2 separate regions of the Homo sapiens genome follow, and region 1 is linked to region 2. A link is a loop called in an ENCODE intact Hi-C map of the cell type or tissue named here. Cell type or tissue: GM12878. All regions are shown on one strand. Links, peaks and the distances in the headings refer to the core of each region. The heading gives the core; the rest is flanking DNA.

What was found. Hi-C counts contacts between places; a loop is a spot of excess contacts. Peaks named below come from ENCODE experiments on the same cell type or tissue, not always from the same donor. Only the 100,000 strongest peaks of a DNase experiment are listed, where the experiment ranks them.
Region 1: a loop joins it to region 2, with 2.7 times the contacts of the local background. A loop is called at or near these places in 3 of 110 quality-filtered maps.

Annotation. Positions count from the first base shown.
Region 1 is chr9:1,860,739-1,874,310 of GRCh38, forward strand. All of the region lies in intron 2 of LOC105375951 (a long non-coding RNA gene), which reads left to right. Among named protein-coding and RNA genes, the nearest start is that of SMARCA2, 150 kb to the right of the region's middle. RefSeq lists an enhancer at 11,173-11,222. In GM12878, for the core only: a CTCF peak has its summit at 9,342 (motif pointing left); a DNase peak (open chromatin) is centred at 9,223; H3K27ac peaks cover 1,135 bases.
Region 2 is chr9:886,188-902,174 of GRCh38, forward strand. It overlaps DMRT1 (doublesex and mab-3 related transcription factor 1), which reads left to right. Exons shown (of 5, transcript NM_021951.3): 3 at 7,725-8,008. Among named protein-coding and RNA genes, the nearest start is that of DMRT1, 52 kb to the left of the region's middle. RefSeq lists an enhancer at 7,739-8,058. In GM12878, for the core only: CTCF peaks have their summits at 6,143 and 7,765 (motif pointing right); a DNase peak (open chromatin) is centred at 7,904.

The DNA of each region.
Region 1 (13,572 bases), core at 4,837-12,836, 970 kb after region 2:
CCGCAATATAGAATAGATGAACCTAACGAATATTTTATCCAACAGCTGCAGAACACACATTCTTCTCACCAGGACATGGAACATTCTCAAGGCAAAACCATATGTTAGGCAACAAAATAAATCTCAACAAATTTTTAAAAATCAAAGCAATATCCAGCCAAACTAAGCTTCATAAGTGAAAGAGGAAATCCTTTACAGACAAGCAAATGCTGAGAGATTTTGTCACCACCAGGCCTGCCTTACAAGAGGTCCTGAAGGAAGCACGAAACATGGAAAGAACAACCGGTACCAGCCACTGCAAAAACATGCCAAGTGGTAAAGACCATCGACGCTATGAAGAAATTGCATCAATTAACGGGCAAAATAACCAGCTATCATCATGATTACAGGATCAAATTCCAACATAACAGTCTTAACGTTAAATATAAATGGGCTAAAATACCCCAGTTAAAAGACACAGACTGGCAAATTGGATTAAGAGTCAAGACCCATCAGCGTGCTGTATTCAGGAGACCCATCTCACATGCAAAGACGCACAGAGGCTCAAAACAAAGGGATGGAGGAAGATCTACCAAGCAGATGGAAAGCAAAAAAAAGCAGAGGTTGCAGTCCTAGCCTCTGATAAAACAGACTTTAAACCAACAAAGATCAAAAGAGACAAGGCCACTACATAATGGTAAAGGGTTCAATTCAACAAGAACAGCTAGCTATCCTAAATATATATGCACTTAATACAGGAGCACCAAGATTCACAAAGCAAGTCCTTAGAGACCTACAAAGAGAATTAGACTTCTACACAGTAATAATGACAGACTTTAACACCCTACTGTCAATATTAGACAGATCAATGAGACAGGTTAACAAGGATATCCAGGACTTGAACTCAGCTCTGGACCAAGCAAACCTAATAGAAATCTACAGAACTCTCCACCCCAAATCAACAGAATATACATTCTTCTCAGCACTTATTCTAAAATTGACCACATAATTGGTAGTAAAACATTCATCATCAAATGTAAGAGAACAGAAATCATAACAAACTGTCTCTCAGACCACAGCGCAATCAAATTAGAACTCAGGATTAAGAAACTCATTCAAAACCACACAACTACATGGAAACTGAACAACCTGCTTCTCAATGACTACTGGTAAATAACGAAATGAACGCAGAAATAAAGATGTTCTTTGAAACCAATGAGAACAAAGACACAATGTACCAGAATCTCTGGGACTTGGCTAAAGCAGTGTATAGAGGGAAATTTACAGCACTAAATGCCCACAAGAGAAAGCAGGAAACATCTAAAATTGACACCCTAACATCACAATTAAAAGAACTAGAGAAGCAAGAGCAAACAAATTCAAAAGCTAGCAGAAGGCAAGAAATAACTAAGATCAGAGCAGAACTGAAGGAGATAGAGACACAAAAAACCTTAAAAAAACCATGAATCCAGGATGTGGTTTTTTGAAAAGATCAGCAAAATAGATAGACCACTAGCAAGACTAATAAGGAAAAAAAGAGAGAAGAATCAAATAGATGTAATAAAAAATGATAAAGGGGATATCACCACCAATCCCACAGAAATACAAACTACCATCAGAGAATACTATAAACACCTCTGCACAAATAAACTAGAAAATCTAGAAGAAATGGATAAATTCCTGGGCACATACACCCTCCCAAGACTAAACCAGGAAGAAGTTGAATCTCTGAGTAGACCAATAACAGATTCTGAATTTGAGGCAATAATTAATATCCCACCAACCAAAAAAAGTCCAAGACCAAAAAGTCCAATTCACAGCCGAATTCTACTAGAGGTACAAAGAGGAGCTGGTACCATTCCTTCTTGAAACTATTTCAATCAGTAGAAAAAGAAGGAATCCTCCCTAACTCATTTTATGAGGCTAGCATCATACTGATACCAAAGCCTGGCAGAGACACAACAAAAAAAGAGAATTTTAGACCAATATCCCTGATGAACATCGATGCGAAAATCCTCAATAAAATACTGGCAAACCAAATTCAGTAGCATATCAAAAAACTTATCCACCATGATCAGCTTGGTTTCATCCCTGCGATGCAAGGCTGATTCAACGTATGCAAATCAATAAACGTAATCCTCACATAAACAGAACCAACAACAAAAACCACATGATTATGTCAATAGATGCAAAAAAGGCCTTCAACAAAATTCAACAGCCCTTCATGCTAAAAACTCTCAATAAACTAGGTATTGATGGAACATGTCTCAAAATAAGAGCTATTTATAACAAACCCACAGCCAATATCATACTGAATGGGCAAAAACAAGAAGCATTGCCTTTGAAAACCAGCACAAGACAAGGATGCCTTCGCTCACCACTTCTATTCAACATAGTGTTGGAAGTTCTGGCTAGGGCAATCAGGCAAGAGAAAGAAATAAAGGATATCCAATTAGGAAAAGAGGAAGTCAAATTGTCTCTGTTTGCAGATGACATGATTGTATATTTAGAAAACCCCATCATCTCAGCCCAAAATCTCCTTAAGCTGAAAAACAACTTCAGCAAAGTCTCAGGATACAAAATCAATGTGCAAAAATCACAAGCATTCCTATACACCAATAATAGACAAACAGCACAATCATGAGTGAACTCCCATTCACAATTACTACAAAGAGAATAAAAAGAATCCAACTTACAAGGTATGTGAAGGACCTCTTCAAGGAGAACTACAAACCACTGCTCAATGAAATAAAAGAGGACACAAACAAAAGGAAGAACATTCCATGCTCATGGATAGGAAGAATCAATATTGTGAAAATGGGCATACTGCCCAAGGTAATTTATAGATTCAGTGCTATCCCCATCAAGCTACCAATGACTTTCTTCACAAAATGGGAAAAAAACTACTTTAAAGTTCATATGGAACCAAAAAAGAGCCCGCATCGCCAAGTCAATCCTAAGCAAAAAGAACAAAGCTGGAGGCATCACGCTACCTGGCTTCAAACTATACTACAAGGCTACAGTAACCAAAACAGCATGGTACTAGTACCAAAACAGAGATATAGACTGATGGAACAGAACAGAGGCCTCAGAAATAACACCACACATCTACAACCATCTGATCTTTGACAAACCTGACAAAAACAAGCAATGGGGAAAGGATTCCCTATTTAATAAACGGTGCTGGGGAAACTGGCTAGCCATAGGTAGAAGCTGAAACTGGATCCCTTCTTTACGTTGTATACAAAAATTAACTAAAGATGGATTAAAGACTTAAGTGTAAGACCTAATACCCTAAAAACTCTAGAAGAAAACAGGCAGTACCATTCAGGACATAGGCATGGGCAAAGACTTCATGTCTAAAACACCAAAAGCAATGGCAACAAAAGCCAAAACGACAGATGGGATCTAATTAAACTAAAGAGCTTCTGCACAGCAAAAACTATCATCAGAGTGAACAGGCAATCTACAGAATGGGAGAAAATCTTTGCAATCTACCCATCTGACAAAGGGCTAATATCCAGAATCTGCAAAGAACTTAAACAAATTTACAAGAAAAAAAACAACCCCATCAAAAAGTGGGCAAAGGATATGAACAGACACTTCTCAAAAGAAGACATTTATGCAGCCAACAGACATATCAAAAAATGCTCATCATCACTGGTCATTAGAGAAATGCAAATCAAAACCACAATGAGATAAATCTCACACCAGTTAGAATGGCGGTCATTAAAAAGTCAGGAAACAACAGATGCTGGAGAGGATGTCGAGAAATAGGAATGCTTTTGCACTGTTGGTGGGAGTGAAAATTAGTTCAACCATTGTGGAAGACAGTGTGGTGATTCCTCAAAGATCTAGAACTAGAAATACCATTTGAACCAGTGATCCCATTACTGGGTATATACTCAAAGGATTATAAATCATGCTACTATAAAGACACATGCACACATACGTTTATTGCGGCACTCTTCACGATTGCAAAAACTTGGAACCAACCCAAATGTCCATCAATGATACACTGGATAAAGAAAATGTGGCACATATACACCATGGAATACTACGCAGCCATAAAAAAGGATGAGTTCATGTCCTTTGCAGGGACATGGATGAAGCTGGAAACCATCATTCTCAGCAAACTATCACAAGGACAGAAAACCAAACACTGAATGGTCTCACTCATAGGCGAGAGTTGAATGACGAGAACACATGGACAAAGGGTGGGGAACATCATATGCTGGGGCCTGTCAGGGGGTGGGGGGCTAGGGGAAGGATAGCAGTAGGAAAAATACCTAATGCAAATGACGAGTTGATGGGTGCAGCAAAACCACCATGGCACATGTATCCCTATGTAACAAACCTGCACGTTGTGCGCATGCACCCTAGAACTTAAAGTATAATTTAAAAAGGAAAATTTTTTTAAAGTGCATACATTTTCAAAAATATGCATAGAAAAATATTTGAAAGGATGTATACCAGACTTTTTTAAATGGTCATTTCTTGATGGCATGATTATATGACTTTTTTTCTTTCTGTTTACCTATTTTTTTAAACTTTACATTATAAACTCATCTTAATCTCTGCCAACAAGAAAAAAAGTGCCGTTAATAATATCTGTAATATGAATGACATAACTTCTAGAATTATTAAGCTTGAGAAGTAGTGTGCAGAAAAGAGTTAACATAGCAGGTCTGACTACTATCCTTCAAAAGACCTGCTTAAAAGATGCCTCTTAGCTGGCATTTGGGAACTTAGATTTCAGAACAGTTCCTGCCACTCTAACTGGTAAGAGTGGCTCACCGTACCTAAATAATACGGTTTATGCTGAATATTTGCTTTCCTTCTGGGAGTTTGGAATTTCAGTGCATACTAGGCAGAAAATGTCTATGTAACCACACCCCCATAAAAACCTAGGTTTTGAGTCACTAATGATCTCCAGTAACACAAAATTTCACATATGTTACAATTTGTTGCTGCAAAAAAAATAAGTACACCCTGTGTGACTCCACTGGGAGAGGACTCTTAGAAGTCTGTACCTGTTTTCTTGGGATTTCACCCCATCATGCACTCTTCCCTTTGCTGATTTTTCTTTGTGTGCATTCACTGTAATAAATACTGCTATGAGGAGTATGACCATTAAAAAAATCAAAGCAATATCAAGTATCTTTTCAGACCAAAATGGAATAAAACTAGAAGTCAATAACAAGAGTAACTTTGGAAACTGTACGTAAAAATTAAGTAACATGCTCTTGAACAACCGCTGGGTCGATTAAATAAATTAAGAAAGAAAATGGTTTCTTGAATCAACTAAAAGTAAAATTATAGCATAGCAAAATCTATGGGATACAGCAAAAGCAGTACTAACAGAGAATTTTATGGAAATAAATACCTACATCAAAAACTAGACAGATTTAAGATAAACAACCTAAAAATACATCTCAAGGAACTAGAAAAGCAAGAACAAACCAAACCCAAAATTAGTAGAAGAAAAAAAATAATAAAGATTAGAGCAAAACTAAAGAAAATACAGACTGAAAAAAATATGCATAAGATGAATAAAATGAAAAGTTATTTTTTGAAAGATAAATAAAATCAATAAACCATTAACTAGATTAAGAAAAAAAGAAAGAAAATCTAAATAAAATCAGAAACAAAAAAGGAGACATCACAACTGATTTCACAGAGATGTAAAGGATCATTAGAGGCAATATGCCAACAAATTGAAAAGCCTAGAGGAAATGGATAAATTCCTGAACACATATAACCCACCAACACTGAACCCAGAAGAAATAGAAAAGGGAAACAGAGCAATCATGAGTAACAAAATTGAATCAGCAATAAAAAGTCTCCCAAAAAAGAAAAGCCCAGGACCGGATGGCTTCACTGCTAAATACTACCAAATATTTAAAGAAAAACTAACATTTACATCCATGTAGTATGGGAAATTAAAAAGAAAAACTAACACCAATTCTTCTCAAACTGTTCTAATAAAGTTGAGAGGGGTAATTTTTCCTAACTTATCCTATGAGGCCAGCATAATCCTGATACCAAAACCAGACAAGGACACAGCAACAACAAAAAAAGAAAACTCTAGTGAACATAGATGAAAAAATTCAAACAAAATACTAGCAAACTAAATCTAACAGGACATTTAAAAGATTATACACATGATCAAGTGGGATTTATCCCAGGGATGCAATGATGGTTCAACATACACAAATCAATAAATGTGATACATCACATCAAGAGAATGAAGGACAAAAAACATATGATCATCTCAATAGATGCAGAAAAGGCATTGGATAAAATTACACATTTCCTCATGATGAAAACTCTCAAAAACTTAGGTAGAAAAAACATACCTCAACAAAATAAAGACCATATAAAACAGCTAACATCATATTGAATGAGGAAAATAAAGTTTTCCTCTAAGAACTGGAACAAGACAAGAATGTCCACTTCTACCACTCGCATTCAACATAGTACTGGATGTCCTAGCCAGAGAAATTAAGCAAGAGAAAGAAAGGGCATTCACATTGGAAAAGAGTAGGTCAAACTGTACCTCTTTGTAGATGACATAATCTTATATATAGAAAAACCTAAAGACCTCACCAAAACACTCTTAGAACTGAAAGAGGAATTCAGTAAAATTTCAAAATACAAAAATCAGTAGCATTTTTATATACCAATAACTAGCTGAAAATGGAACAAAGAAAGCAATAACTACAACAAAATAAAAATCTCATGTTCATTAATAGGAAGAACTGATATTATGAAATGACCGTACTGCCCAAAGTAATCTACAGATTTAATGCGATCTCTTTCAAAATACCAATGACATTCTTCACAGAAATAGGAAAAACAATCCTGAAATTCATATTGAACCACAAAAGACTCCAAATAGCCAATCCTGAGCATAAAGAAAAAGTCGGAAGTATTATACCAGAAATACTAGATTTCAAAATATTCTACAAAGCTAAAATAACCAAAACACATGGTACTGGCATGAAAACAGACACATAGACTGATGGAACAGAATAGAAAAGCCAGAAAGAAATTTATACATTTATAGCCAACTGATTGATAAAGGCACCGTGAACACACACTGGGGAATGGCAGGCTTTTCAATAAATGGTGCTGAGAAAACTGGATATCCACATGCAAAAGAGTGAGACTATACCCTTATTTATCGCCATAACAGAAATTAACTAAAAATGGATTTAAGACTTAAATGTAAGGCTTAAAACAATAAAACTACTGGAAGAAAATATGAGAGAAATGCTTCATGACATTGGGCAAAGATTTTATAGGTACAACTTCAAAAACACAGGCAAAAAAGCAAAAATAGACAAATTGGATTATTTCAGACTAAAAAACCTTAAGCACAACAAAGGAAACAATTAACACACTGAGAGACAACCTGTAGAATGGGAGAAAATATTTGTAAGCTATTAACCTGATGAGGGATTAATATCCAGAATATTAAAGGAACTCAAACAATTCAATAGCAAGAAAAATAATCTGGTTTAAAATGGGCAAAGAATCTGAATAAATATTTCTCAGGTGAAAATATCTCTCAAATGGCCAAAAAGTATATTAAAAATGCTCAACATCACTAATCAGGGAAATGTGAATCAAAACCACAACGAGATACCATCTCAACCCAGTTAGAAAGGCTATTATTTAAAAAGACAAAAAAATAACAAATTCTGGCAAGGATGCAGAGAAAGGAGAACTCTTACACATTGTTGGTGTCAATACAAATTAGTACAGCTATTTTGGTCAATAGTATGGAGGTTCCTGAAAAAAACTAAAGATAGAACTATCATATGATCCAGCAATCCCACTACTAGGTACTTAGCCAAAGAAAAGGAAATTGACATATCAAAGAGCTATCTGTCCCCCTTGATATTTATTGAAGCACTAGTCACAGTAGCCAAGCTATGTAATCAACCTAGGTGTCCAAAAACAGATGAATGGTTAAGTAAAACGTGGTCTGTACACACAGTGGAATACTATTCAGCCATTAAAAAAGAATAAAATCCTGTCATTTGAGGCAACATGAATGAGTCTGTAGGGCATTATGTTAAGTGTAGTAAATCAGGCACAGAAAGATAAATACTACATTTTCTCACTCATATGTGGTAGCTAAAAAAGTTGAGCTCATAGAAGTAGAGAGTATAATTGTGATTATTAGGGGCTGGAAAGAGGAGGGAGGAGAAGAGGGTAAGAAGTGGTTGGTTAATGAATACAAAATTGCAGCTAGATAGGAGGAATAAGTTCTAGTGCTCCATAGTACTGTAGGGTGACTATAGTTAACAACGATTTATTATATATTTACATATAGCTAGAATAGAGGATTTTGAATGTTCCCAACAGAAAAAAATGATAAATGTTTGAGGTGATGCATATGCTAATTGTTCTGATTTGATCATTATACATTGTATATATGTATTGAAATATCACTCAGTATGCCATAAATACATATAATTATGATGTCAAGTTTTTTAAAAAAAGACTACTATGAAGCAATTATTAGGCTGGGCATGGTGACAGAAACCTGTAATCCCAGTACTTTGGGAGGCCGAGGTGAGCAGATCATGTGATGTCAGGAGGTCAAGACCAGCCTGGCCAAAATGGTAAAAACCCATTTCTACTAAAAATACAAAAAATTAGCCCGGCGGATGGTAGCACATACCTGTAACCCCAGCTACTCACTCAGGAGGCTGAGGCAGGAGAATTGCTTGAACCTGGGAGGCGGAAGTTACAGTGAGCCGAGATTGTGCCACTGGACTCCAGCCTGGGCAACAGAGTAAGACTCTGTCTCAAAAAATAAAATAAAAATAAAGAAATTATTATACATTTGTCTGATTAAACTACATCTTTTTTCATTCTGTCCATTTTTTGAAAGTTTATAAACATCTGCATTAGAAAAAGATAACGGAAACCAACTTCATCAGTTGGGCTAGTTGCTGCAGCAAAAGTCTGAATGGTCCAGTTTCTGAATAGCTAAAGAAAACCATCTATTTATGTGTTCCTTGCTATGGATAAATGGACATTTAATTTTTCTGTAGCCAAGAAGCCATCCTGTATCATCCTTTCTCCCTAGACTTATATTTCTGGAAAACTACCACAATGGTGTGAAATTGCAAGGAGTTGCTTCCGGTTCACAGTGAGAGCTCAAAACTTGAGTCATTCTACGTAGGTGCCACTGGTATGGAAGATGCTGTAAGAATAGGACACCTTGAATTTGCATTAGCCTAAGTCTTGCTTCCTCTCTCCTACCTCCCCTTAATTACAAAACACAAATCACTTCACCTCCTCTGGTACAGAACAAATTGACCTCTACTCCCCCCTGGTGGATCACTACAGTATGCTGGGCGAGTCACTTCTGAAATCGCCGCATGGGCCCTTAAGACTTAATAAATCAAGGGCCACCTCTTGTGAGCCTTACATGTTCTAGTCCAACGTACTAGTTATTTAGAGCTGAAAAGTAATCTGCCCCCATATTGTGCTAGTATTTTTTGGCTTGTGTCTTCCAAGTTGTTCCTTTATTATTCCAATGTTGCATTCTTTATTGTGATTGCCTGGTTACTTGTCTATCTCCCCAAATAGACCATAAACCACAGAAACACAATAATGTGAAGTGATTTTCTTGAGGCCACATAATCAGGAGAGGATCCCAATATAGAAATCAGGTTTCTCTATTCATGAGCCATTGTGCTGTTCATTCACAGCGATGTTCTGTGTTCTGAAATCTCTTTCTCAGAAGAAGCATTGAGATGGCAACACACCAGGGCTCAGAAAACAGATCCTGCTGTCAGCTCAGTCACGCATCTCGCCAAGCCCCTAATGTTTCTCATCTGAACAATGATGGTAGTTTCTTCAGACCATTGCTAAGGTTCAGTACAACTTCGAATATCTAGGATTCAACTGGAAAGAATTGCCATTCATGGGCAGTTGTAACACATTGAGAGAGAGAGAGAAAAGAGAAAGAGGGAGCATTCATCTATTAATTAAACAAATATGTCTTCATTTAACAATTATTCAGCATCTGCAACATGCCAAAGTGGATGCCAGATACACTGGTGAACAAAAAACACAATGACCTTGACCCTGAGAACTTTTGTCTTGATCCTTGTGGAGTCACTGGCCAGTGCCTCTCATTGATGATCCCAGATAAACAGATTGACAGGCCTTTGATCAGCACGCTATTTTGAAGAATTCTCTCATGGATATGTGTTTGTGTGATGGGGTAGGAGAGAATGCTGGTGACAACTGCCACACTTAAAATTAGCATATCTCAAATTCTTGAAACAAACAAAAACAAATAAACAGCAGCAACAAAACAGACTGGGTATGTCCAGCACAGGTGTCCCCTGCCTGTAAATGTGCAGTTTCCCTAAATCAAGCCGTGGTTGCTCTCTGCTGCCAAGATGCCAATGGGAGTGCCCAATTAGTGCCAATTTGTTTCTTGTAATACAGACACCTGTCACCAAAGAGCTTGATAAAAATAACCATCTCAGTCACTGCAGATCCAAACTGGGCTCTAACTAATCACCTAGAGGTAAATAGGAAGGCTTCAAATCCCACTGCAAATTCTCCAAGGGACTCAGTCCCTCTGACTGTGGACAAATTTATGCCGTATTTCTCACTGATGGCAAGACACCAACTGGCAATTGATATTTTTTTTTCTTTAAATGCAAGTTATCAGCCTTTCCTCCCAGTCAGCTACAGGCTTCCCCCTGGCAGTTCAAGACTCAGGGTGATAATGGATTATCTTTACTTTTAATAGCAAATCACCTTCCACTGAGATGGAATGAATGCTGCAGGAGAAGGAGAACAGATTTCACCAAGAAGTCCTTTAACTCTCTTCAGGAAACATCTCTAGTTCAAGCATTTAAAAAAAAAAAAATAACCTTTAAAAACTAACCAGGTTTCCGCTGTGTGGTTGAGCCAGCCATGAGGGTTGTGCTGGTTACATCTGAATTAGCCCTGCTTGACAATCACTTTCAAACTCTGTTGTACTTCATGCCAGCAGTTTCACTCCCTGGGTGTGCAATCGTATGGGGCAGATGCCTTCGAAGGAGCTATCGGACCCAGATGAAGAACATATAATATACAATAAACAAATGAGAAGGCAAGACATTTTTACAGAATCACCCAGGCAGGAAAATCAGCACGTCCTGCTCTTCAATAGTGGGCCCATCTAGCCTACTGCTTTATGGGGAGCAGAAATGCCTGGAATCTAAATCTGCCACAGGAGGCGTTTCTTTGCCTCCTCTCGATGCTGTGAGCTGAATGGTAGATTGCATCACCTCCATTGTAAGGCAGCTCTCGTTATGAGAAACCAAACATAGAGCCTGGCTCCTAACTGGAGTATTAATAATGAAAATGGATTATGTGCATCCTGTTTGCTAAGCAATTATCCCAAGGCAGGGATTGAGTCCAGATTTTTTGCCTCACTGCCTGAGTGGCAGAATGTGAATAGATAGACAGGTATTTGCATGCAGTGTCTCTGACCTGGAGAAAATGTCAGGAGCTTTATAGACTGCAGTGAGAGCTGCAGATGCATATTCTTTTCAAACATGGCTGGGTTTTGCAGTCTATTCTTGGAAAAGGCAAAGAAAGGGGGAAAGAGTTGGATTTGCTGTTACTGTTTAAAGATATCCTCCTGAGTCAAGGTGAGATTATTTTATTTTGCCCACCTTAAGTTTTTTATTAACTGGAAGTGACTTCAGCTCCTACCTTCTCAAGGAAATGAAATGAGTTTTATTTAGTTGATGGCGAGGAATACTTTCCCTGGATGTTTAATAGACCTGGGTCTGATCTGCTGAACCTAGGCACATTTTAATGAGAGGAGGCATTTCTCTAATGCTTCAGATGTACATTTTCTTCTTCTCCTCCTCTTTCGCTTGCTGTGATCCTGCAAGGTGGCAACTGACTTCCTCTCTCTGATGCTCATGCTCTATTTCAGGGCTATATTTCCAGGGTGAAATGAATCCTGCATAGGTGTATGCAGTACTTTAGAATCCTTCAGAGTAAGCCCTGCCACAGCTGTGTCACCTCCAGTCTCTGCTCACCACCCTCCTCCTTTGTCTTGCACTCACATGTTAAGTTGCAGGATGGAGAGATGGTAGTGGAAGTTCATGCGGACAAGGCTCATTTTCACGGGACCACAGAGAGTAGTCCTACAAGACTCAGGCAGGTAGCAGGGGCAGCACACCCCTAATCCTGTGGCAGAGGTCACTCAAACCCTAACACAGATTTTACACTCAGTTAAAATTGCCTGGGGAATGGATAAACAACTGTAATACATCCATGTGGTAGAATACTACTCAGCAATAAAAAGGAACAAATTACTTATATATACAACACCGTGAAAAAATTATCTAATTCGTTATTCTACGTGAAAGAAGTCAGACTCGAAAGACTACATACCGTATGATTCCAAACTGGAAAGGTAAAACTATAGGGACCAAAAACAGATGAACAGTTTCGAGGGCTGCAAGCAGAAGGAGAGGCTGACTTAATAGGATGACCAAATCACCTTCATTTGCTTAGAACTGTCCCAGTTTTAGCTCAAAATGTCTCCATCCCAGAAACCCCTCAGTCCTAGACAAATTGGGACAGCTGGTCTCCCTGGAGCTTGACTACAAAGGGACACAGAGAACTTTTGAAGGGGATAAAACTGTGTTTTTAAAGCTCAGAGAACTGTACACTTACTTAAAAGGGTGAATTTTACTCTATGTAAATTATAACTTAATAAGTGAATGGGAAGAATTGCCCAGTCTCTCCTGTGTCTCTCCACTGGGCAGTGGGCTCTCTTATATGCAAGGATTTCATCTGTCCCATGCCACTGTCCCCCCTGGCACCTAGTGCTGTGCCTGGCATGACATAATTTGCTAAAAGCATGCATGCTCATTTTCCTCAGATGCTACGCGTCGTGTCAACACCAGTGGATTCTTTAAACAATCCAATGGTGACTAAACATGACATTTTCTTCCTGGAAATGCTCGAATTAAGGTTTTCTCTGTTTCTTTTAGGTTGTGAGTTGATCGACGTGCTCTCAATATGATACAACTATAGTTATCAGTGTTTTCTAAATACATTGAACATAACAAATTCCTGGAGTGTTTAAAAAAAAAAAATTCCTGGAACTCTACCCAGGTTGACCAAAGCTGAGCTTCCAGGGGAATGGCCTGGGAATGTGTATATTTTTAAAGTTTCTCAGATGATTCTTATGATCAAATAAGGAAAGCAGAAAGAAAACTGTGGTGTCAGACCTCAGCACTGGCCTTTAGGGCTGGTCAACACATCTAAAATGTGATCCTTCTATCAGAGTCTTTCCCTTGAGGAGTCATTCATTCATTGATTCCATCTGAGAACTAGTTATTGAGCAACTACTCTAATACTACAGCCTGAAAACAGGACAAACAAATACACGGGATAAGTTCAATCACTGCCAGGAACTGCGACAGGGCTAGGTACCACTTCAATACAAGTCAGGAAGGATGCAATTCTTGTTGATTTCTGGCTCTAACCTCATGCTGGTTTCCCATGGGGAGTGTACTTGGAATGCCACAAACATGTTCT
Region 2 (15,987 bases), core at 4,457-12,456:
AGATCAAGGGACTTGATAAACATTGGTGCATTCAGCTCAGGTTCATGGAGCCAACTGTGTTTTTTTGTTTGTTTGTTTTTTATTTTTGAGCGGAGTCTCGCTCTGTCACCCAGGCTGCAGTGCAATGGTGCGATCTCGGCTCACTGCAACCTCCGCCTCCTGGGTTCAAGCGATTCTCCTGCCTCAGCCTTCTGAGTAGCTGGGACTACAGGCACGGGCCAGATACACGCCCGGCTAGTTTTTCTGTTTTTTGAGATGGGGTTTTGCCATGTTGGCCAGGTTGGTCCCAAACTCCTGACCTCAAGTGATCCACCCGCCGCAGCCTCCCAAAGTGTTGGGATTACACGCGTGAGCCACCGTGTACGGCCAAACTGTCACTTCTTACTGTGACTTTTTTTTTTCCTGTGGCTCAGAGTGGGAATGGATATGGTTGGGGGAGCTTATTAATTGTATGTGGAAAACCACTTTTTGAAAACTTTATGTATATATAAATATATACATATTTTAAATTTTGTATGATAAATTTGTGTGTTTTGTGGCGTATCAGTTGGAAATATTACTTTTAGGTTTATCATCAATTAATAGGGACACTTAGGCTGGCCTGCCATCTTTGCTGACACCCCAGTGTTGAAGCAAATATTGCTGGCTTCTCTCTGGGGAGTTTGCTGTAGCATGGGCTGGACAGATGGTAGGTATACTCTGCTTATGCTTATCCTCTGTCAGTCTGGGCAAGGAATCGGATATTCCTTCTGAAGCTGCTTATTCTATGATCACTCAGCAGTTGAACAAGCATCAAAAGGGAATCTGGATTGCTTTCCTGGTCTCTGGATGACAGATATTAACAATGTAATTTATTAGCTGGGCGTGGTGGCGGGAGCCTATAATCTCAGCTACTCCAGAGGCTGAGGCAGGAGAATCACTTGAACCTGGGAGGCGGAGGTTGCAGTGAGCCGAGATCAGGAGATCACGCCACTGCACTCCAGCCTGGGAAACAATGTGAGACTGTCTCTCAAACAAACAAACAATGTAACTTAGTTGTTTGGAGGGAATTCATAGAAAAGGAGATCTGCCAGTGATTTTCATGAAGTTCCTTCCTTTACTACGGCCTCCTTGTGCAAGCTTAAAGTGACTTCTTGCCTGGAGTATTTAAAGCACCTAGTCTATTCCCCCATCTCCTTATTCTCTTAGGTCTGTTTTTTGTGCTTTGACCAGATTCCCAAATATATTTCTGCTACTCCCTTGCTCTGAAAACCTTCATTGGTTCCCTAGAGGAGAACTTGTTGGCCTGGCATTCACATTCAGGGTCTTCAGCAATTAACTCCAGCATAACCTTCCATTCTCATTTGCAGTTGTCACTTGTGAACTCTGCAGTCCAGCCAGGCTCATCTGGTCACTGTGGCTGGAGCGCGTCTTGTCCTTTCTCTCCTTTGGGCCTCTGTTGACCTCCCTCATGACTCTATTGGTATTATTCTCCTTTTTTTGAGTGTTTACCCACTGTCTCTAAATCACCTCCACTCTGGCTCATCACTCACCGTGGCCTTTTCTGACACCTCTCTATATAGAACCATTTGGTGACATTATCTATACTGTCACTGCGGCACTTGGATTATTGCTTTGTAGATTTCCCAGTTTGCACCTAATTTCCCCAAATAGATGGCAAATTCTTAAGAAAAAATGTAATGTTTAAAGTATGTTTTTGTGCCTTTGACAACATTTAAAGAAAGCTTTGAACATAGTTGTTATATGATAACTAGTGAATGAATCAAATCTAAATATAAAAATACAACTTAAGGTCAAGAATAAATGATTTTTGTAACACCTGCTCCTCTGGATTACCCAGAAGTCTTCTGAAGAATATTAAATTTTGACTCTGCAATGTTTTGTATCTAACTGAATGCCTGACAAATAGTAGGTGCTTAATAAATATTTGTCAACTGGAATAAGCATTTGAATAGATGAATTAAGTTACTGTGGTTAGAATAAATGAAGAAAGTCTGGATGTAAGCCATGAAACTCACAACCATTTGGCAGCGATACACACACAGTACATACAGCTTGGGATCTAAGCTCTGAGTGATTTAGGTAGAAGCCTAGCTTTTCAATACAATGGAATTCTTTTTTTTTTTTTTTCCTTTTGAGACAGAGTCTTGCCCCTTTGCCCAGGCTGGAGTGCAGTGGTGCGATCTCGGCTCACTGCACCCTCTGCCTCCCAGGCTAAAGTGATTCTCCTTCCTCAGCCTCCCTTAGTGGCTGGGACTACAGGCATGCACCACCATGCCCAGCCAATTTTTATATGTTTTGTAGAGGGGTTTTGTTTGCCCAGGTTGGTCTCGAACTCCTGGGCTCAAGTGAACCTTGTACCTCGGCCTCCCAAAGTGCTGGGATTATAGCCAGGAGCCACTGTGCCTGACCTCATTTGTTGTATACTTTTATTTAATAGTCAGGACTGTCACAGCGATGCAGTCAGGGGCATGAAGGTATCTCATATTTTTAGGAATAGCGTGTGGAGCAGTTGTTAATAGTCAGGACTGTCACAGCGATGCAGTCAGGGGCATGAAGGTATCTCATATTTTTAGGAATAGCGTGTGGAGCAGTTGCTTTGAATTTTGAGAGTACAGCCGTGTGTCTCAACAGTTTTAGCACATCAGAATCTCCTGGGCTGGATGCAGTGGCTCACACCTATAATCCCAGCACTTTGGGAGGGTAAGGCAGGAGGATATCTTGAGCCCAGGAGTTTGAGACCAGCCTAGGCAACATGGTGAGACCCCATCTGTATTAAAAAAAAAAAAAAAGAATTTCTGGAGAGCTTAGTAAAATTCAGATTGCTGGGCGCCATTCTCGGGGTGTATGATTTTGTCAGTCTGTGGTGGGGCCCAAGAATTTGCATTTCTTTACGTTCCCAGGTAATGCTGATGCTACTGATTCAGGGACCACACTGTGCGAACCATTGGATTAGACACATGTAGCTTGACAGATATTAATTTCAACCTTTCCATGTACTAGCAGTGTTCATATAAATGCCAGGAGTTATGAAGCTGTTTTTAACACTGACTGAGAATTTTAATTGGGAATTTTAACATATAGAATTCGGTGGTTTATACACATAGTACTTTGTCAAATCTAACTTTTTTAAAGTGGTTAAACATTTTAACAGCGTAAAGGCAGACATCTGCTCTTCCAAAGTTCAAATGGTTTTATTATTTAAATATTGGTATGGAACAACTTTTCCAATACATATCTCCTATTTATTCTTAAAGCTTGGTATAACTTGAAAGAGGAAATAAAATACGGGTAAGTGGAAAAGTGATGGTGTTGTTAACTAATTACAGTCAGCTGTAACAAAACAAATTATTGCTTTGACCTGACGTAGCATTTTAGTTGAGGTTTACTATGCAGTTTATTGAAGCCATTCTCTTGTTACCTTCAGAGTTATTACTGCCATTATTTTGTTGCTTGATAAACTGAGGCCTGATAAAAGGTTCAGATTAAGGTCATGCTGCAGAAATTCAAGAACTTGTGCTGTGCCCTGATTCTGGAATGCTGGAATCCTTGGGTTTCTATTTATTCGTCTGCTACTGTATTTTGTTTTCTTTTTTAAGAAGCTTGCTTTTGAAAGGCAGGCCTTAAGTGGGAGGTATTCAGTGTTTTTAATGCAGGGACAGGCCTAAGTGTCTAAAATGCCTTCCTAAATGTCTGTGAGATTGTATAGGAATGAACCATTAATGTTTATGACTGCATGGTAGGATAGGTCATTTATTCTTTTTCTGACTTAGATGCTCATATAATTTATTAAATTTGAGAAGCTCATAAGGCTTTTGTAATCAGATAAACAATAGAGACATGACCTTGAAAACAAAAGAATGATATAGAAAACCACCACTTAACGCCACCAAACGTGTTTTTTTTTTTTTTTTTTTTTGAGCCGGAGTCTTGCTCTGTCACCCAGGCTGGAGTGCAGTGGCGTGATCTTGGCTCAGGCCGACTGAGCTGAGATCTCAGGCCGCCCGCCTCAGCCTCCCAAAGTGCTGGGATTACAGGCGTGAGCCACCGCACCCGGCCCAAACTGATGTTTAAAATAAGAGAAAGGCCCAGTGGGGAAGTTGAGGAGGAGCGAATGGACATGTGCCCTCTCCAGACTTGGGGGTGTGGAATAATGGCATTGGAATGTCTCATCTCATTAGCTGGGAAGAGGAGAGAAGAAAGGAAAGGAATAGAATAAAACAGTGGTTTGGGAGTGCATTTACAGGAGCCTAGCATAGGTGGATTTGGTTTCCTTTCAGAGAAAAGTGACACCAATGCTGACTTTAAAATGAGGCTTCAAAAATAAATTTTGTTGTAGATCTCAGCCAGACCTTCCAGAGCTTGCACTTTAGTTTTGCCCTCTCCCTTGCATGTTTTTGTTTTCCCACACACTCAGCCAGTGGATGGTTTCTGGGCACCTTCTTTGGGCCATGCATTGTGCTGGAAATTTCTCTCATGAGCCAATTCTGTCTGCTTAAGGACACTTAAACCTCTATTTATTTCTTTATTTTTATTTTTTTATTTGAGACAGAGTCTCATTCTGTCACCCAGGCTGGAGTGCAGTGACGCGATCTCTGCTCACTGCAACCTCGGCCTCCCAGGTTCAAGCAATTCTCCTGCCTCATCCTCTGCAGTAGCTGGGTCTACAGGTACGCACCACCATGCCGATGTCCGGCTAATTTTTTTTTGTATTTTTTTTTTAGTGGAGACGGGGTTTCACCATGTTGGTCAGGCTGGTCTCGAACTCCTGACCTCAAATGATCAGACCTACCTCAGCCTCCCAAAGTACTGGGATTACAGGCGTGAGCCACCGCGCTCAGCCTTAAACCTTTTTAGAAAAGTGAAACAAGGCCAGGTGTAGTGGCTCATGCCTGTAATCGTAGCACTTTGGGAGGACAAGGTGGTTTGATTGCTGGAGCTCAGGAGTTTGAGACCAGCCTGGGCAACATAGTGAGACCCCATCTCTATACAAAAAAATTAAAAAAAAAAAAAGCTAAGAGCTTATTAAAATTCAGATTGCTTGAGCTCAGGAGTTCGAGATCAGCCTGGCCAACATGGTGAAACCCCGTCTCTACTTAAAAAAAATACAAAAATCAGCCAGGCATGGTGGCTTGCGCCTGTATTCCCAATTACTTGGGCTGCTGAGGTGGGAGGATCGCTTGAGCCCAGAAGGAGGAAGTTGCAGTGAGCCGAGATCGTACCACTGCACTCCAGCCTGGGCGACAGAGTGAGACCCTGTCTCAAATAAGTAAATAAACAAAATAAAAGTGAAACGACAAGATCTTATGACTCCCTGGAGGTTTTACTTTTTTTTTTTTTTCTCCCAGACGGAGTCTTGCTCTGTCGCCCAGGCTGGAGTGCAGTGGCCCAATATCGTCTCACTCCAACCTCTGTCTCCCAGGTTCAAGCGATTCTCCTGCCTCAGCCTCCCAAGTAGCTGGGACTGCAAGCATACGCCACCACGCCTGGCTAATTTTTTTTTTTTTTTGGTATTTTTAGTAGAGACAGGGTTTCACCGTGTTAGCCAGGATAGTCTTGATCTCCTGACCTCGTGAATCACCTGCCTCGGCCTCCCAAAGTGCTGGGATTACAGGCGTGGGCCACCGTGCCTGGCTGGAGCTTTTACTTTTAACTCACATTATTTTTGATGCCAAGCTACTTGAAAAATGATTATTCCTCAGTCCCTTCAGCAAATATTGACCCACTGTGTCTGGCAGTGTGCTAAGCACGGAGGACACAGTGGTGTGCCCGGAGGCTGGGTGCCTTCTTGCTGGATCTCACGTCCTGGTAGTCCTGGTAGGAGAGAGGCCATTCACTGGAGTCATCTCTTTGGATTTCTTGTTGCTTGTTGCTCCTTGCTCTCTTGCAGGCCTGCATCTGCTCCTTTCATCATGGTTAAAACCGCAAGGCCCTGAAGACCTAGTTGTCTGTTGGTCTTTTCTAGAACTGTTTGCTTGATGTCCCAGCAGCAGTTGACACCACAGCCTGCTTGCTCTGTGATTCAAGTCAGCTTTAACCTCTGTGACGTTGTATTCTCTGTTTTTCACGCTCCAGGTCTTGGCTCTCCTTTATTCTGTAACAGCTCCTCCCTTCCTTGCCCAGATGGAGCTAGCACCTCCAGTGGTGACTCTTGGATCTGGCTTCCAGTCTCAGCCTCTCCCAAAAGCACGCGTTTCATGTTCCTCACCCTCACCCAGCCCTCCACCTGCACACCTGCCCACCCTCTGCTCTACACACCCAGGCTCCTGCTCTCTGCCTCCCCTGCATCTTAATTCCTGGCAGCCCCTCAGCCCTCCAGTTCTGTTGCGTTTCATCCCCCACATGTCCCTGGAACAGGCTCCTCTCTTACATTTGCAGGCCTTAGAGTTCTGGTCTGTCCTTGAACTCACTTTGGTGGTTCCCTAGCAGGTCTTTCTGCCTCTGATCTCTCTCTCCTTCACTTGCCCTAAGCAGTTGCCCTTAGATAAATCTCCTCCAAGCACAGCTCTGACCGTGTAACCTCCTTGCTCAGAACTCAGTGGTTCCCATTACATCCCAGAGTCAGGAGAGCTGGACTGAGGCCCGCCTCACCTTACCCTAGCCCATCTTTCATACTACATGTCTCCTTCCCTTTTCTCATCCAGTTCCTCAGCCTCACTTCCCTGCCCATCATTCCAAACTCTACCCCCACTTTCCTGCTTCCACTCCTTTGTCCTTGCTGCTCCTTTCTCCTTCCTCTCCTTTTCTCATTTTTCACCTGTGTCCTGCATCTTTTTTTAAGTGCAACTCAGGTGCAGTTTTGTCCATGAATTTCTAACTAGGCTACAAGCCATCTCTGTTTCCTCTGACTTCCCATGGAAGTTTATGGGTCTTCCTGTATGATGGTAGGTGGTAGGTGGTATTCCCTTCCCATCTTCTATCCTAGACCGTAGACTCCCTGTGGGCACGGCAGCTGGCAGACGTTTCAGGCACCCGGACTGGCTCTTAGAACATTGTTTAATAAATGTCCATTGGATGGATGACTTAGGAATTCATTTATTGGAATTGACAATAAACACTTTAATGTCTGTGCCAGAGGTTGGGAAACTAGTCTTTGGGTTAGATCAGCCCACTGCCTGTTTTTATAAATAAAGTTTTATTGCAACACAAGCATGCTGCAGCAGTGATTGAATAGTTGACAAAACCTGAAATAGTTACTGACCTCTTACACTAGAAGTTTGCCCCTGGTCCGCACCTTTGGCCAGATTTCTGAAGATACCTGATCACCTGTGGAAGGAAGTTAAGGAAACAGGTGTTCACCTAAATTCACCTAAACTCTTGGCCACTCGTTTTGACTTTCTAACCTATCTATGTGGCTACAATTAATTTTGTTTTAAGAATGCACAATCAGGTCAACTAGATTTGCTCTTCAGTTTCTTGACATTAGGATAGGAATTTCTGGATAGAAGTTGTGCTGTTGGGCTTTATGTAATTAAAATCACCTCTAAAATGGTTTTGATACTCTCAGTAAAAACAATCAGCTGAGTCTTTCGGTTGTGCCACCAGAGTGAAGCGAACCTTAGAAACTCTCCCTTATTTTGGCTATAGGAGAAGCAACAGATGGTTTTGTCTTCTGCATATTCAGCTACCTTGCTCCGCAGGTCTTGGGTAGGAAGGTTTAGAAGTAAAGTTTCGTGGACTAACATTAATACCATGTTGTATTTTTCTTTTTTCTTCCAATTTAGAGGGACGTATGGTCATCCAGGATATTCCTGCTGTCACCAGCAGAGGGCATGTGGAGAACACACCTGACCTGGTTTCAGACTCCACCTACTACAGCAGCTTCTACCAGCCGTCTCTGTTTCCTTATTACAACAATCTATACAACTGCCCGCAGTACTCCATGGCCTTGGCTGCTGATTCTGCTTCTGGGGAGGTGGGAAATCCCCTCGGGGGATCCCCTGTGAAGAACAGCCTTCGGGGCCTCCCCGGACCTTATGTGCCTGGTCAGACAGGAAACCAGTGGCAGGTATGATATTAATTACCCAGAGAGTGAACTGGTTGTGTGAAAGCCACATGCATGTGCACACACATGCACATACACACAGAGGCACACACGCACTTGTGCGCCCAGAGGCACACACAGGTGACACACACAGGTACACACACATATGTGTGTGTGCCATTTTGCACACATGTAGGCACAATATGCAAAATGTGTAAGGAATTTTTTACTCTGTCAATAATGCCCTTTAGCCTCAAAGGTTGGCTGCAAGGAATTGGAAAGAAATAATGTACAAACTTGTTTTCTTTTTCAAATTTTACTTTTCTCATTTTTTGAATGTTGCATAAATAACCAGTTGGGCACAGGCAGATCACAAGTACTGAATGAGGTACCACCTCCTCCAGCTTTGTCCCCACTTTCGTTGGGCACCTTAGAAAATGCTGGGTAAAGCCTTCTGGGTGGCAGTAATCTGCGTGATGAATTTGCACCTTGGGAAGGAAACAGGTCATAATCTGTATGGAAGAAAGGTAAGAAAAGGAATTCGGTCACTGTTGAGCTGGACCCAACCTGGGTGCATTTTTCGCTAGGAATAGAGGTCAGTCTTTCATTCTCCAAGTTTGTTTTTTTTTTTGTTTGTTTGTTTGTTTTGGTTTGGTTTTTGAGACAGAGTCTCGCTCTGTTGCCCAGGCTGGAGTGCAGTGGTAGGATCTCAGCTCACTGCAACTTCTGCCTCCTGGGTTCAAGTGCTTCTTTTCACCTCAGCCTGTGAAGTAGCTGGGATTACAGGCGCCTACCACCCCACCCGGCTAATTTTTGTATTTTTAGTAGAGATGGGGTTTCACCATGTTGACCAGGCTGGTCTTGAACTCCTGACCTCAGGTGATCCGCCCGCCTCGGCCTCCCAAAGTGCTGGGATAACAGGCATGAGCCACCGTGTCCGGCCCCAAGTATGTATTTTTAAAATAGCATGCAATCAAGGGCATTTGATATTTGGAGTAAAACAAAGCATTTTACTTTATTAGAGAAGGGAGCGTTTATCTAGGGCTGTTCTGCTTCCTCAGTTGCAACCATTTTCATCATGCCCGTTTGTTAGCAGCAGATTGAAGGCATCAAAAGCATTCAGAGGCTAGATTACCTTGTACAGAGGTATGTTGTGGGAATATGTAGGTGAAAAGTTAGACTCAACACCTCCAAGCCCTCTTCCAAGTGAAAGACATTAGGATTCTGCAAGAACTGTTCTCATTCTGGATGCATTTGCCATGCTCAGGCTTCCTCAGTGGGGATTTGATTCAACGCAATGCCACATATATATTTGGGAGTTCAGTGCAAGTGTTTGACCCTCTTTTTCACTTTCCCAGCTTTATTGACGTATCATGGGTAAAAAAAGTTGTATATATTTAAGATGTACAATGTGATGATTTGATATATGTGTACCTTGCACAATGATTGCCACAATTAAGCTAATTAACAAACACATTAATCACCTCACATAGTTACCATTTTTATGTGTGTGGTTGATAACACTTAAGATCTACTCTATTAGCATTTTTCAGGTGTACAGTATATTATTAAGTACAGTCACCATGCTGTATGTTAGATTCCCAGAATTTACTCATCTTATAACTGAAACTTTTTTTTTTTTTTTTTTTTTTGAGAGGGAGTCTTGCTCTGTCACCCAGCTGGAGTACAGTGGCGCGATCTCGGCTCACTGCAACCTCTGCCTCCCGGGTTCAAGCCATTCTCCTGCCTCAGCCTCCCGAGTAGCTGGGACTACAGGCACGCGCCACCAAGCCCAGCTAATTTTTGTATTTTTAGTAGAGACGGGGTTTCACCATGGTGGCCACGATGGTCTGTATCTCTTGCCCTTGTGATTGGCCCACCTCAGCCTCCCAAAGTGCTGGGATTACAGGCATGAGCCACCACTCCCAGCCGTAATTGAAACTTTTTACCCTTTGCCCAACATCTTTTTTTTTTTCCAGCTCAATGAATTTTATTTCCCTTGTTGTATATAAATGCTTTGATTGACCAGTAGATATTTGTCAACCATTAGTATCTTGGTTCTGTTGAAGGAGTAAGAACATTTTAAACTGAGATTTTTTTTTTCTTGTCTTTTCTTTTTTTTTTTTTTTTTTCCTGAGACAGAGTCTCACTCTGTCGCCCAGGCTGGTGCGATCTTGGCTCACTGCAACCTCCACCTCCTGGGTTCAAGTGATTCTCCTGCCTCAGCCTCCTGAGTAGCTGGGATTATAGGCACGCACCACCACTCCTCGCTAATCCAACATCCCTTTATTTCCTCCACCTCGAGCTCCCGGCAACCACTGTTCTCTGATTCTGTGAGGTTGACTTTTTAAGCATTATTTAGGCCAGGTGCGGTGGCTCATGCCTGTATTCCTAGCACTTTGGGAGGCCGAGGCGGGTGGATCACGAGGTCAGGAGTTCAAGACCTGCGTGGCCATCATGGTGAAACCCTGTCTCTACTAAAAATACAAAAATTAACTGGGCATGGTGGCGCACGCCTGTAATTCCAGCTACTCAGAAGGCTGAGGCAGAAGAATCGTCTGAACCCGGGAGGTGGAGGTTGCAGTGAGCAGAGATCGCGCCATTGTACTCCAGCCTGGGCGACAGAGTGAGACTCTGTCTCAAAAGAAAAAAAGAATTGACTTTTCTAAGCCCACTTCAAGAAAATGTGAATTGAAATTTTCCTCTGACCCATTCTGTTCCATTTTGCGTCTGCCTTTTTCAGGTATTAAAATGTTGTTAAAATTGAAGTCATTAGGTTGATAAAATTGAAGTCATTCCACTTTTGGGATCTTTTGCTACCCTCAGGGATCTGACTTCTTGGGCATATTAAAATGTCAATTTTAATCCCCTGAGCTACAAATTTTCTTAAGTTCTTCATACGTTTTATTTTTGGAATCATATTATTATTATTATTATTATTATTATTATTATTATTTTTGAGACAGATTCTCGCTCTGTCGCCCAGGCTGGGGTGCAGTGGCGCCATCTCGGCTCACTGCAACCTCTGCCTCCTGGGTTCAAGTGATTCTCCTGCCTCAGCCTACTGAGTAGCTGGGACTACAGGCACGTGCCATCACGCGTGGCTATTTTTTTTTCTGTATTTTTAGCAGAGATGGTGTTTCACCATGTTAGCCAGGATGGTCTCAATCTCCTGACCTCGTGATCCACCAGCCTCGGGCTCCCAAAGTGCTGGGATTACAGGCGTGAGGGAATCATACTATTTTTGAAGGGAGCTTTTAAAGCACATTGATATTGGAATTGAGAGGTAATATACGTATAAAGGAAATGCAATGATCTGTGGAACTGAGACTGAGATGGGAGCCCGGGAGTTGGAGGCTGCAGTGAGCTATGATTACACTACTGGACTCCAGCCTGGGTAACAGAGCAAGACACTGTCTCCAAAAAAAAAAAACAAAATTAAGTAGATTTTGCATTCTACTATCTTCTCCCTATTATGTCGTTGTTGGTTTTTTCCAATTTAAGAATGTTTTAAAATCATGTTTGTTCATTATAACTGTCTCCTGAGAGCCACCGCGCCCGGCCTAAAAAATCTATTGAGTTCTTGACTGTTTGTTCATATGTATTTTCGTTAGCTACCTCAGATCCCCTTTGTAGCAAGATAGGGTATAAAAATACATATGTTAACTATTATCAAAAGACTGACATGCGAATATGGACCAAGTATGAATGTGTATGGATTGATTTCTGTATCTTTGGGGAAGAATTTGATGCCCTTAGGAAATAGAAAACATAAAGTATAGGTAAAAATGATAATGGTGCAAAATGCGTTAAGACATAGATGTTATAAAGAAGTATTAAAATTAAATAGTAAAAATCTACAAATAATACCTTTAGCTAATGTTGAAGGGAGAGAAACTGGATGGCTCACTTTTTAACCAGAGTCGTTTTTCTTTTTTCTTTTGTTATTGTTGTTTTTCTTTTTTTGAGACAGGGCCTCACTCTGTCATTCAGGCTGGCGTGCAGTGGCGTGATCTTGGCTCACTGCAACCTCCACCTCCCAGGTTCAAGTGATTCCTGTGCCTCAGCCTCCCAAGTAGCTGGGATTACAGGCATGTGCCACCACGCCCGGCTAATTTTTGTATTTTTAGTGGACATGGGGTTTCACCATGTTGTCCAGGCTGTTCTCAAACTCCTGGCCTCAAGTGATCCGCCCACTCGGCCTCCCAAAGTGCTGGGATTACAGGCATGAGTCACCGTGCCTGGCCCAGAGAGGTAGCAGAAGTGTCAGGAACAGAGATCTGGATGGCAGTCTTTTCCTCACTTCGCTTTTTCTGCTGTTCCTGGAAGGCTCTCTCACTCTGCTCTTTGGACAATGCCTTGCCCCTCTTGGTGGCAGCTTCCTAGGAGAGGGCAGAGTCGGGGGCTCTTCTTTGGTTGCTGCCCTGCTTTTCTGTCTTCTTTGTAGAAGGTGCCCCACCGCTGCACTTGGAGAGCACCTGTGCTGTTCTCTCCTGACTGATTTTCTTGGTGTGAAAATGGCTCAACCTTGAGGCCAGAATGTGAGGTTGGGTCTTCAACTACTTTCTTGACTGTGTTGCTAAGGCCGGACTCTCCTCCTAACTTAACCAGATGGAGTCATCTTTTTATTAGCTATCCTGCCTAGTAGGATGTAAACTCTCTTTTTCTTTTTAGATTGTGATACAAATTTGGGTAGTGTGGACATTTTAGCCATATTAATTCTTACAGCCCATGAACATGGAATATCTTTTCATTTATCTGTCTTCGGTTTCTCTCATCAGTGTTTTATAGTTTTCAGTAAAGAAATCTTTCACCTCTTTGATTACATGTATTTTTTTAACTATTGTAAATGGGATTGTTTTCTTGATTTCTTTTTCAGATGGTTCACTAGTCATGTATAGAAATGCTAACTAATTTTTGTATGTTGATTTTTGTATCCTGTAGGATAACTCCTTTCTGATTTATATCAGAATCAAGAAAGATTCAAATCTTTCTTCAAAAAAAATCAATATTTTAAAAAAGAAACAAGAAAACAATTTGTATTAAAACCAACAACTCCTTTTTGATTCCTAGAAAAAAAAAACTGACTCTAGTGGAGATCGTCATAACTTTTTAAAGCTAGAAGGAATTCTTAGAGATGAGTAGAAAGGGTTTCGAATTTTTATTGTACAGTTGAGACTTCCTGCAAGCCTCCCTATAAAAACAAGCAAGCCACGAATAATTACTGAGCACCTACTAAGTGCCAAACCTCCTTAAAAAATAGAGCAGTCTCCTAGCTCGGCATTCCAGAATCTTAAGGCTCTTTTGTGTAAATGCCCTGCCTGCTGAGAGCTGCTTTTAATTGCTTCTGGTCTGCCTCAGCCTGTGTAGGAGATTTGTGGCCCAATCATAGATTCCTGTCCTGTTGTGAAACAGGAATAACATTTGTGACACTGGAACAAACTCACAATGAATGGCTGGTTCCGCTGACCAGCAGCTCAATTTCACTTCTGCATTTAATTGCCTGCAAAAGCTGTTTATTGCCTTGTGCACTCCTCCACCGCAACATTATCTCTTAAATAAACATGTTGTACCAGGTTGACAAGGGAGAGGTGCGTATCGAGTGAGCAGAAATAAATATGGGAGGACTCTGAGCTATGCCTCGGATCTCCTTTCAGGCCCTATGGCAGGCGCCCTCTTGACTGCTTTTCCAAAGCTTGTGCCCCCAGATGTGTAGACTTACATTCCAGCCACGTTTAGGGTGTGGCCAAATGGCAGCACTGGCAGTTATTTCGTTCTTTCTGGTGGTTATGTGGTCTCCTCTGAAGTGTTTTATGGTTGTCCATTGACGATAAGGCACCTCGAAGGAATGCATTCATGTCTTAACATGCTTCCAGAGCCCACCATGTGCTGGGGATCTACCACTGAACAAAACACAAAAATTGGGAAAAGTGAGTCTTGGGAGAAGGCTGCTATTTCTTGATCCCTGGAGTTGGGGATTGCCTAAACCTTTCTACAGGTAGGAAGGAAACCGCGTTCTGGCATCTGGAGCTTGAAGCACAGAAAAAAGTGCCCCCTTGTGAGTGTTCCTGGCCCGGTGCTCCAGCACCTTCTGCCTGCTGAGGGTGGAAGGGTTGGGAAGGGCACTCAGAAAAGCCAGTACCTTTTCACTGCTTGTCCGCCGTAAGGAGCAGCCAGACAGGCTCTCGTTTTCCCACTGCCCCCCCTTTTTTTGTTGTTTTTTAAGTGTAGCTCAGCATCAGAACAACCTGTTTGTTAGCTTGAAAGAATGGTCAAAACAAGTCACTTTCCAAAGTATCTGCTGTGTGGGGGTGGCCAGAGCACTCTCTGCAGCTGTGCCATATTTGTGCTGTAGGAAGGCGCAGTGAGGGTGGAGCCATGGGAAGACAAGGCGGAAACCTGGCTCTCAGGAGACAGTTATGATGAACAAATATGATTTTAAAATACTCTTAAATTGAAAAAAAAACAACAAAGACATAATAGGGAGAAGACAGCAGAATGCAAAATCTACTTAATTTTTTTTTTTTTTTGGAGACAGCGTCTTGCTCTGTTACCCAGACTGGAGTGCAGTAGTGCAATCGTAGCTCACTGCAGCCTCCAACTCCTGGGTTCGAGTGATCCTCCCATCTCAGTCTCACGAGTAGCTGGGACTACAGGTGTGTGCCACCATGCCACACCTGGCTAATTAAAAAACTTTTTTTGTAGAGATGGGGGTCTCAGTGTGGTGCCGAGGCTGGTCTTAAACTTTTGGCTCAAGTGAGCCTCCTGCCTCAGCCTCTAGAAGCGCTGGGATTACAGGCTTGAGCTGCTGTGCCTAGCTCTACTTCAGTTTTTTTTTTTTAATTATTATTATTTTTTAATTGAGAAGGATCTTGCTCTCTCACCCAGGCCAGAGTGCAGCAGCATGATCTCAGTTCACTGTAGCCTCCACCTCCTGGACTTAAGCGATCCTCCTACCTCAGCCCCCTCAGTAGCTGAGGCTACAGGCATGTACCACCACACCCAGCTAATTTCTGTACTTTTTGTAGAGATGGGGTTTCACCATGTTGCCTGGGCTGGTCTCAGACTCCTGGACATTCAAGTGATCTGCCTGCCCTGGCCTCCCACAGTGCTGGGATTGCAGGCATGAGCCACCACGCCTGACCAATTTTTTGTGTGTTTGTTTTTTATTGTGAGACAGAGCCTCACTCTGTTGCCCAGGCTAGAGTGCAGTGGCGCGATCTCGGCTCACTGCAACCTCTGCCTCCCGGGTTCAAGCGATTCTCCTGCCTCAGCCTTCCAAGTAGCTGGGATTACAGGCCCCTGCCACCATGCCTGGCTAATTTTTGTATTTTTAGTAGAAACGGGGTTTCACCATGTTGGCCAGGCTGGTCTTGAGCTCCTGACCTCAGGTGATCCGCCTGCCTTGGCCTCCCAAAGTGCTGGGATTATAGGCGGGAGCCACCGCGCCCGGCTGCCTGACCAATTTTTAAGACATAGTAGGAGACTTCACATGAGTTTTTTTTTTTGCCACTGAGCTCCACGGTCAGGTTTCCCAGGATGATGTGCTCTGGTCACTGGAAACTCCTGGGAAGTTCTGGATGGAGAAAGCGGGAGTGACTTGCCTTACGAACCTGCCCTGGGCCCTCTCACCCTTGGCCGGGAGCCCTTCACAGTCTTGTTATCCACAAGATAACACCCTCACTCCAAGGCTGCCCTCTCACCCCCATGGCCCACACCATCAGCAAGTGAAACTAGCCCTTTTTTTTTTTTTTTTTTTGAGACAGAGTCTCGCTCTGTTGCCCAGGCTAGAGTGCAGTGATGCGATCTCAGCCCACTGCAACCTCCTCCCTAGTTCAAGCGGTTCTCCTGCCTCAGCGTCCTGAGTAGCTGGGATTACAGGCGTGCACCACCACGCCCAGCTAATTTTTGTATTTTTAGTCGAGATGGGGTTTTGCCATGTTGGCCAGGCTGGTCTCAAACTCCTGACCTCAGGTGATCCGCCCCCCTCAGCCTCCCAAAGT